2 separate regions of the Homo sapiens genome follow, and region 2 is linked to region 1. A link is a contact called in ENCODE Hi-C or POLR2A ChIA-PET data. All regions are on one chromosome and are shown on one strand. The core of a region is the stretch at or near the end of the contact, and the rest is flanking DNA. Distances in the headings are between cores, read along the strand shown. Region 1 holds the start of LIFR (LIF receptor subunit alpha). Region 2 holds the start of OSMR (oncostatin M receptor).

Evidence for each region. A loop is a pair of places that touch in the nucleus more often than their neighbours do. ChIA-PET counts read pairs that join two places held with the same protein, here RNA polymerase II (POLR2A). Pooled maps may share reads with other maps.
Region 2: a map of endothelial cell of umbilical vein shows a loop between it and region 1 (17-fold over the local background). The contact joins the promoter of OSMR here to the promoter of LIFR in region 1. A Hi-C loop is called at or near these places in 4 of 168 maps with a recorded cell type or tissue (HepG2, ascending aorta, endothelial cell of umbilical vein and 1 more) and 7 of 50 pooled maps. POLR2A ChIA-PET finds 5 or more read pairs at or near these places in 1 of 52 experiments (MCF 10A).

Annotation. Positions count from the first base shown.
Region 1 is chr5:38,553,991-38,558,832 of GRCh38, reverse strand. LIFR (LIF receptor subunit alpha) reads left to right here and starts at 2,187. Exons shown (of 20, transcript NM_001127671.2): 1 at 2,187-2,499. LIFR-AS1 (LIFR antisense RNA 1) reads right to left here and starts at 2,047. Exons shown (of 9, transcript NR_103554.1): 1 at 1-2,047. MIR3650 (microRNA 3650) reads left to right here and starts at 1,272; the gene lies at 1,272-1,331. RefSeq lists enhancers at 1,801-1,910, 1,263-2,046.
Region 2 is chr5:38,843,306-38,848,147 of GRCh38, reverse strand. It overlaps OSMR (oncostatin M receptor), which reads right to left and starts at 2,136. Exons shown (of 18, transcript NM_003999.3): 1 at 1,761-2,136. OSMR-DT (OSMR divergent transcript) reads left to right here and starts at 2,319. Exons shown (of 4, transcript NR_109951.1): 1 at 2,319-2,480.

The DNA of each region.
Region 1 (4,842 bases), core at 938-3,437:
TATGGGGACAGTTTTCCCGTGTTGTTCTCGTGATAGTAACTGAATTCTCACGCGATCTGACGGTTTTGTGTTTGGCAAGTTCCTCCGCTCACAATTCTTTCCGCTTCCTTGTGAAGAAGGTACTTGCTTCTCCTTCCACCACGATTGTTAAGTTTCCTGAGGTCTCCCCAGCCATGTGGAACTGTGAGTCAATTAAACCTCTTTCCTTTATAAATTACCCAGTCTCGCGCAGTTCTTTATAGCAGTGTGAGAACGGACTAATACACAGTATTTGCTTTTTCTTTAAGAGGACCACCCAAATTGCATAAATTGCAGGCCCCACAAAACCTGCATTACCCCCTAAGTGTGAGAATAGTACCTATTTCACAGGTGTGCTGTGAGGATTAAGAGGTAATGGACACATGGTGTGTATCAGGTGGATGTTAGCCATTATCACTACTCTGAATCTCCATCTTTCTATTATAGCAAGGCCACAGAAATGAGCATTTTATGTAATATTCTTAAAACTAAATTCTTCTCATGGAATGGGATTTTTCAACCCCAGGCAACAGGGCCACATCATGTTTTTCTTGGGCTCTAGGCCTTTTTGCCTTCGTTGAGCCCCTTACTCCATTAAAATATATATACATATACACACACACATATATACATACATTTTAAGATTGTATTAGCACAAAAACAAATATATTAATATATATTAAAATACTTTCTTAAACCTAAATTTTTTTTCCTTCTGATTTGAAAAGAAATTAAAATATTTTTTGTGGGCCTCTAAAAATATTGTGGACCTTAGGCACTGTGCCTAATGGAAAAGACAGTGACAGGATTGTGCAATATGAATAATGATAAATTTCCCAAACCATCAAGGACTCAAGAATAAGGGTAAACATCTTAAATGGGGTTGGTTTCGAGTACTTATAATAGAAAAATGTTATCCAAACAAGGTCTTAGGGGTAACAGGAGGCGTTTTTAGTGTTCAAAATACGCACATGGATGGAGTTGGCCATTAGGACGCTAATAGCGACCGTATCTAGCTGTGAAATACATATTTTTGTTTTGGGAGTCTACTTTTCAGTAAATGTCCTTTCAGGTGTTTTGTTGCCCATTTAATTACATGATCAACAAGGAAGAGTTATTTTACAAAACAAGCTTCATTTTGCCAATTTATAAATTGCTTTGGAGTTTCATCGAAAGGTCTTTAAAAAACACGTTGGCCTTGGTGCTGGTGCATCACATAAATCACAGATGAAACAAACAAGCCTGTTTCCTACTCAAGGTGTGTCTGTAGAGTCCTGACTGCGTGCCAGGGGCTCTGTCTGGCACATTTCTGAACTTTGCAAAATTAATTGTGCCGAAGAGAACACCATCAAACGCGTCCGGCATACAGCGTAAACATCTTCAGACCGTGATTCTGCGCCATCAAACGCTCTCCAGCTAATTTCATTTGGTGATTACTCTGCTAGAAAACCGAGGCCAAGTGAAACTGCGGAAATGGGAACAATGTACGGAGGAAAAATCTCACCCCATTAAGAGATCCGTTTCTTCTCCGCACAAATAAGCCCACCCCGCCTCCGAGGCAAGACTAGATGGCTCCAGGATACTCTCGGCGCGCCCGCTGGCCATCTCGGGCAGGGGAGCCCCACACCCGGCAGGAGGACCAGGACGCGAGCGGCGGCGCCTCGGCCCTGGGCTGTTTAGGTAATTCGCAAAGTCCCAACAATCATCCCCCTCTCCCAGAAGCTGGTTTTCTTGTGTGCAGTGGTTACAGAGGCGGCGAAAACACGGTTCCCCGCTTTCCTCTCCTCAAGGCACTGTTTGCAGCGGCAGCAGCGGCCGCATTCGGGGAGGCGCGGTCCTCCCCGCAGAGCCGTCGCGCACTCGGCCTTTCTCGAGGATTTGCCTGGGCTCGGCCGCCTCGCTCTCCCCTGCGCTTCCATGACCTTCTGAGAGCGGCCTCACCACCGGAGGCTCGGAGGAAGCACCACCCTCGGCGTCCGGGGCCCGTCGCGCGGCCGCGTTCCTCCGACTCCTTGGAGCACCCGCGCGCGCGGGCGCGCGGCCGGGGATCGGCGGGGGCGCGCGGGTTGGGGCGGGGCCGGGGCCGGGGGCAGGGGCGGGTCAGGGGCGGGGCCGGGCCCGCTGCGCCCCCAGCCGAGCGGCGTGCAGGCGCCGCCCCCGCGCGCCGCAGTCCCGGCTGGAGCGACTCGGCCGTGGCGGTGGCCGTTACCGTTGCCTCTGGGAGGCTCTGGCGGCGGCGGCGGCCCGCGGGGTTCGCGGAGCGCAGCGGGCCGCCCTTCGCCCGTGGCCGCCTCAAGCAGCCTCGCGCCGACACAGGGGAGGCGAGACGGCGGCTGCGGAGGCGGCGGCGCATTGTGCCCGGCCCCCTCCTTGGCGGCTCCTGCCCCCGGGCGGCTGTGGGATCTGGGCAGCCCCGGGGCGGCGGCCGAGGCTACAGAGCCGGCGGCAGGGGATGGCAAGATAGCGGCGCGGGAGCGTACCGTGAGTCCTGGGGGCGGGTGGGCGCGGCGCGGAGCAGGGGAGCCGCGGAGCCCCGAGCGGGGTCCCCAGGGGCGGCCCGGGCGGGGTGGGGCAGCGCTCCCAGCTCTGCGGAGCGTCCTAGGGGAGTGACCCCGGAGAGCGCCGCTCCGGGTCCCGCCGCTCTCCGCGCGCCCTTGGGTCACCCTCGTGTCCTGGGGGACGCGGACTCCAGCGCCCAGAACTTCTGCCCCACGCAGGGCAGTGAGTTCTGAGGCCAGAGGTTACCTGGGGGATGGGAGGGAGCTTGAAATGTTTTTCCTTCGGAGAGGTGACCTGCCAGGTGATTTCGTGCCCCTCTGCTTCAACTCCCCTTTAAACCTGTTCCTCGTCCTTTCTGTATCCGTAGTGCATTTGACTTACCTGTATTTTTATGTGCTAACTTCCGAAGGTGGTGTACTGGTTAAACCCAAAGTTAAAGTGTTGGAGGTCAAAGTTAGGCTTTGTGAAAGATGCCATTTCTGTTATGTTGTGTAAAAGCACAAAGCTGGATTCAGGAGTTCTGAGCGACACAAAACTGCACATCACGTGTTCTGAATTTACATGATTAATCTGAATTAATGTGATTTTTGCCCCCCACCCCCCACATTCCGCTACCAAAAATATATGAGGTCTTTTATTTGCAGTTGGGTATCTTTGTGTTCCTTTTTGAATGTTTAATGCAGTCAAATATTGTTATAACCTGTATTGTTATTGAGTGGCATTTATATGGAAATCGGTTCTTTGCATTTCTTTTTATGTGTCTTTAAAAGATACATTCTTTCAACAGAAAAGTTTCAGTTTAAAGTTTGTCTTCCGATTCCTGTTCAGTTTCAGATTAGTTTTTAATTTTAAAAAGTATTTGCTTGAAGTAAGATTAATGTGATATAGTAGTATCGTTTAGGCAGGGGTCCAGAAATGGTACAGAAATTAAATTTAAGGCAAACCTTTCCTTTTCACAAGTGGAAAAACCAAGGAGTTTTTTCAGCGCGAATGCTACTTGCCCTTCCCCTTACATGATTATTTTGTCACAGATCTGAAATTACATTTCACTGTTACCAGAGAGTTTCTTGTCTAAGCCTGGCAGAGAAAAGGAAGCCTAAGTATAATGTGTTTTTTAAAAACACGAGACCATTCTTTTAGTTGTCTTCTACGTTGACTTTATGCTTTATAGTCGGGGGCAACTGTTCATTTGGAAACTTCATTAGGGAGTTAGTTGCAAGCTCAATTTAAATATATGATGTGTTCCCAAGGTGATCGGAGCAGCTATTTCCTCTTCAAGAATTGAATTGAGACTTCTTTGCTTTGTAATAGGTGAGTGAGATCACTAGCAAGCCTCTTGATTAGTGGAGACTTGTATTCTCTTCTGGGGAATGAGAATCAGGGACTCTGCTGTTGAAGGAGCAAAACTTTTGTGATTTTTGAAAAATTTGCTTCTGAATGGTCATCCTTGACAAATATGTTGGTAATAGTGTGCATTTTTCTTACATTAATTGTGCAGCAGGTAATCTATTCACACTGGAGAAGATTCAATAGATATAAAAGATACGGAGTATACCTCTCTCCCATCATGTTCCACAGCTACTGGCTCCTTGTGTATGTCTTTCCAGACATAGCCTATGCTCATGTAAACATTCTGTACGTGTTCTTTTTGTTTGTATTCCTAAAGATGAGGACCCATTGTATACTGTGCACCAGCTCCCCCTGCCCCGCTTCCCTCCCCAGAGTACTAAATCATGGCAGTCTCCATTGGTATCTAAGAGAATCTGCCTCATTCTCTAACAGCTGCTGAGTACTCCATTAGGGATGGACCATAATTTATTTAATCTCTTCATTGTGATATATGTAGGTTGTTTCTAATAATTTGCTATGAAATTGTAAAGCATTAGTTTTTGAGGTTTTTAAGTGGATTTGGTTATTCCCAAAGGCCTAAAGGCAGTAGTCATTTGTTTCTTTATATCACCTTCCAGGAAATAAGTGTGCCTTCTCCCCAGCATACACTGTTTGCTTCTATATAACTTCACAGTAATCCATAAGAGTCTTTGGCATCTTTGCTGTGAAGTGGGAGCCATGATGGTCAGTAACTAAAGTCATTATTCCTTGGGTAACAACTTGGCTCTTTGTTTTAACAAAAGAAAAGAAGGAACAGATACACATTTTAAAGAATAATCTGAGGAAAAATTCTTAAGTGTTTAAATATTTTTGAACGTAGAGAGGCAGCTTGTACCTTTGATTAAATTGAAGATGAGGGTAGTTTATGTTTCATAAAATTCGGTTGCCATTAGGCACTCAAATCCCTGCCTTCTGTAGATTATCACCAGTATCTTA
Region 2 (4,842 bases), core at 887-3,386, 290 kb before region 1:
CAGCCAATGAATGCCCCAGTCCTTTCCCACAAGGAAAATACACACCTTCTTCTTGTTAAATACAGTACCACTGATTCCCCTTTGAAAACCGTAACAGTTCTCCTGATTCGGTTTTGTCCTCAGGACAAAAGGGTTACAAAAACATGAGAGATCCAGGAACACCTCTGCATGTGTTCCTGGTCTGTTCAGGTTAAAGAAAAGGGTAGAGGGGGAAAGAACCAGTGTTTATGTGTTCTCCCCAATGCGGCTCGGGTCCCTGCGGAAGAAACACCCAAGACCAGCCTTTTTCTCTCAAAGCCACCTTTGATACAAAAGGCTTAGCCACACCTGCTGGGACAAACGGGAACTGGGACCAAGATGTAAGTCACAAGGAGGCAATTTACAGCAGAGAACTAGCTCTTCCTACAATAAAATGTGAGGTGGTGAGCTTCCTGCCACTGGAGGCACTGAACAAATGCTACGGGGAAAACAAACTGAGTATTTCCTGAAGATTCTGAATAGAAGGCTGTGTTTGGAGTTTGATGCTTTGAAAGCTCAAGAAATGATTCTCAGACACAGCGGAGTTTGGGGACATCAAGGGCTCTGAGTGCATTTTAAAGCAGCCCAGGAGAGAGACAAAGCAAGACCATAATGAAACACCCCACCCAGTCTTAGAGTTTGAGCTACAGCACGGTGATCATGAGCAGACTCCAAACCCAAATCCTGATACTGTCACCTGCTAGCTGTGTAACCCTAGAAAAGTTACAAAACCTCTTTGGGCCTCAGTTTCCTCAATAAAATATAATAAAAAACTAGTACCCGCCTCACCCGTGAAGCTTAAATGAGCTAGCATATGTCAAGTGCTTAGAATAGGGGCTGGTTCACAGTAAGTATGAACCATTATTATTTGCAGACAAGGAAACTAAGAGGTGATAAGTAGTTTGACCCATGTTCCAAAGTCAGTTTTAATCTTGGGAATAAAACCTAAAAATTTCTTTCTCCTCCATCAGAATTCCTTCTAGCTCAAACTAAGTATCCTACATTCAATTCTATCTTCTCTGCCTTCATAGACCCTTCCATTTACTTCTCTTGAATATCTTGTTCCCAAAGTGTTTTCAAGGCAGGTCTGTTACCAAGCCACTCCATCAGCAGCACCTAGCACTGTGCCTCCCGCAGCAAGGCAGGCAGGATGGATGGACGGATGCAGGCATGCATGGGTAGGTGGATGAAGGGCAGATGAAGAACTATCGAGAAAGGAATCGCGGTGTCAGGGGTAAAGCCCTGGCCTGCGAGAGCCGGGCTCGGATTTCAGTGCCCTCACAGCTAGCCATATGGCCTTGGACAAGTTACTGAACCCCTCCGTGCCTAGGTTTCCAGAATGTAGAGGGCCACTTCCACTCAAGTGGCTGGAGAAGAAGGTAAGCGCCCCGGACGGACGCTATTGCAGAGTCGCCCGGGGATTCCTCTCTCCACCTGTGCTTGAGCTCCTCCCGCTTCTACGCTAGGGACCAGGTGGGAGAGATACACGGATTCCCAGAAAAATGGCTCTCTCAGGTGGGAGTCAAGGGTTACGAGAGGAGAGGTAGGGGAAGCAATGAACTCCTCCACACGATGTGTTGGGAGAGAGGAAAGAGGGATTCAAGTGGGAATTTTCCACTCAACAAACATTCCACCATCATTTGAGAAAAAGGCGCTGGGATGGTGAATTTCAAACAGTCTGAGAAATGGGCGACTCGGCACTGTGCGGCCTGTAAGGAATGAATCATTTAGTTTTCACCCACCAGGTAGGCAGGCCGGGGGCGAGGACCCTCCGAGCGCCGTCCGAGCGCAGGTGGTAGCCCAGCCAAGCAAACGCTGGGCAGAGGCGGCACCGAGGAGGGGAACGGGCTGCTGCACTCCCGGTCGCGTCCAGCCGGGATGGGCTGCGAAGTTGTCGGATTCTTTCCCGCACAGCACGGGGCTCGCCCGTCGGAAAAGCCACCGAGGGCGGCGCAGCGGCAGGGCGCGAGCAGAGCGGGGACGGGCGGGTCGGGGGTACTCACGCCGCGGGCGAAGGGCTCCACGAGCCGGGCCGAGTCCTCGGCGGCGCGTGGGGCGCGGGTGCGGGCTCCGGGGCGGACGTGCAGAGGCGGCCCGGGCCGGGGCTATGAATCAGCTGCGGGGCAAGCGCGGAGGGGCGGGAGTTACTGGAAAACCGCGGGGGAGGGCAGAGGGGTGAGGTCTTTTGCAATTTCCCGTCTTGCTGCGCACTCTTGGCACTCCTGGGACCCACAGGAATTCCCTCCCTTCAGTCCCGGGGGGAGGCGGCCGCGATCCTGGGGGAGGCGCAGCCTCACAACCCGGACTTTGCGGGCGGGCGGGCACTGGTGAGAAGAGGAAGTGGGAGAGGCCTGGGAAGGAAACTTGGAAACCGAAAACTCGGCGGCCGAGGCTCCGTGCCCCGCGCGCAGCGCTGCTCCTGCCCCGGCCAAGGACGCACGGGCCAGCCGGCGGAACCAGAGGTAAGCCGAGTGACCGATGAGGCCTGGGGCTGTGTATCCCACAGGGGCACTTGTCATCCCAACCCAGAGGCCAAACCCGTGAGATCCCCGTCCGAAAATCTTCAGGCAAGAGAAGTCCTTTAACTAAATTTTGGCCGTGTTTCCATTTGGCGTCCAGAGCAACGAAAACGTGTTTGAACCGAATCAAACGGTCCCCATTTTTCCCCTACTCGCGTTCTATCCAGAAACGCCCTGTCCGACAAAGTTTCTTCGGCTACAACAGTCCCGAAACCTTTATTTCCCAATGCTACGACATGCTACACATGGTTTACTTTTCCCCTTAAAAATGCCATCCAATCTTCAACCTTTTTTTTTTTTTTTTTTTGAGACGGCATCTCACTGTGTCACCCAGGCTGGAGTGCAGTGGCGCGATCTCGGCTCACTGTAAGCTCCGCCTCCCGGGTTCACACCATTCTCCTGCCTCAGCCTCCCTAGTAGCTGGGACTACAGACGACCGCCACCACGCCTGGCTAATTTTTCTATGTTTAGTAGAGACGGGGTTTCACCGTGTTAGCCAGGATGGTCTCGATCTCCTGACCTCGTGATCCGCCCGCCTCAGCCTCCCAAAGTGCTGGGATTACAGGCGTCAGCCACTGCGCCCGGCCAAAAATGCCATCCAATCTTTACCGTGTCTGGGCCTTTGAAAGGTGCATTTCACCTCTCTTAGAGGATAACAGGAGCCTTCCGAGGCAGCCTCGGACCGGGAGCTCCCATAGCCTCGCCTGTCTGGATGCCTGACAAATCAGCAGGCAAGGGGCCTTGCTCCAGATCAGCTGAGCCTAGTTTGGTTTGAGTTTGGGGACCCTGGAAAGTATCACAAAAGCAAGGTTGTAGGAGGGGGGTGGGGGAGGGAACCAAGAGTGATCAACAAGTATCGACCATAAACATATCTTAGAATCCTATATTGAATTGACTGGATGACTCAAAATAATGTCAGAATTATTTTAAAATGTTACTTTTGTGTTTGTTCACATATCTGGCTCCTCCCCAATGTCATCCCAAGGAAAGCTGAGAGTCCTTTTGTTTTTTTATTTTTCCTAAAACAAAGGCCTAAAGGCCCTAATACACTTAATACCTAATGGGGCCACAAAGACCATGATGCATAGTAAATATTTGATGATAATAAAATGTATTTTTGTCTCAATAAATGTATGGTCCTTTGCCACACCTCTCATTACTTGAAGAGTTTTAAAGAGTCCATTAGTTTAGCCATCTGCATGGTTATGGAAACTGCCAAGCCCAAGAGTTGGAAAGTCTTTATGATTTTATATTTTACTGAGAAAAAAAATTATTCTTTATAGAAACAGTTAAAAGGGATCTCTCTTCTAGCAAATGAGATGTCAAATAAAAATATTCAGCCCAGTATGAATTTCTAAAAAGTGAGGCTTATTTTGGGCTCCTATTGCAATTGAAGGAGACTGAAGTGTAAAAATTTGGTGCCCACATATAATTTATCTGTTTTTGCACCATTCTAATTTCTTAAATTTATACGTTATTCTAGAATCTAGATGCAGTAGCACCATATAAATTCGCGATTATACCCTTAACAGTGGGTGCACTGGGTCCATAAAGTCAGATCCACCCAAAACCTCCAAATATCAGTTTATTTGGAAATAATGTTTTTGCAGCTTTAATCAAGTTAACCTGAGGTCATATAAGATTAATCCAGTGTCTGCTGTACTTCTGAAAAGGGGGGAATTTGGACACAGACACCCAGAAAGAACACTGTGTGACCACTGAGACAGATCCTGCTTATGCTGACTCAAGCCAAGGAATGGCAAGGTTGCTGACCACCACCAGAAGCTAGGAGAGAGGAACGGAACAGGCTCCCTTTGAACCCCTAAGAAGAAGCTAGCCCTGCCAACATCTTCATTTCAGACTTCTGGCCTCCAGATTGAGAATACATTTCTGTTGTTTTAAGCCACCAAGTTTGTGGTAATGTGTTATGGCAGCCTTAGGAAACTGATACATAGGTTATGTTCCATAAGTTAGTTTTAAACAATTATCCTGAAAATAACTAATAGGAAAAAGATGAAAAATACCAATGGCTTATTAAGCTAAGAGCTAAAATATCCATCCTTGCTTAGTTTTGATAAGATTGTGTGGCCAAGGCACATATTATTCTGCTTCGTTAAACACTCTTTTTATTTTTTTATTTGTGTGTGTGTTTTTATTTTTAATTTATTTATTTATTTATTTATTTAGAGACGGAGTCTTGCTCTGTCACACAGGCTGGAGTGCAGTGGCACGATCTCAGCTCACTGCATGCTCCGCCTCCTGGGTTCACACCATTCTGCCTCAGCCTCCCGAGGAGCTGGAACTA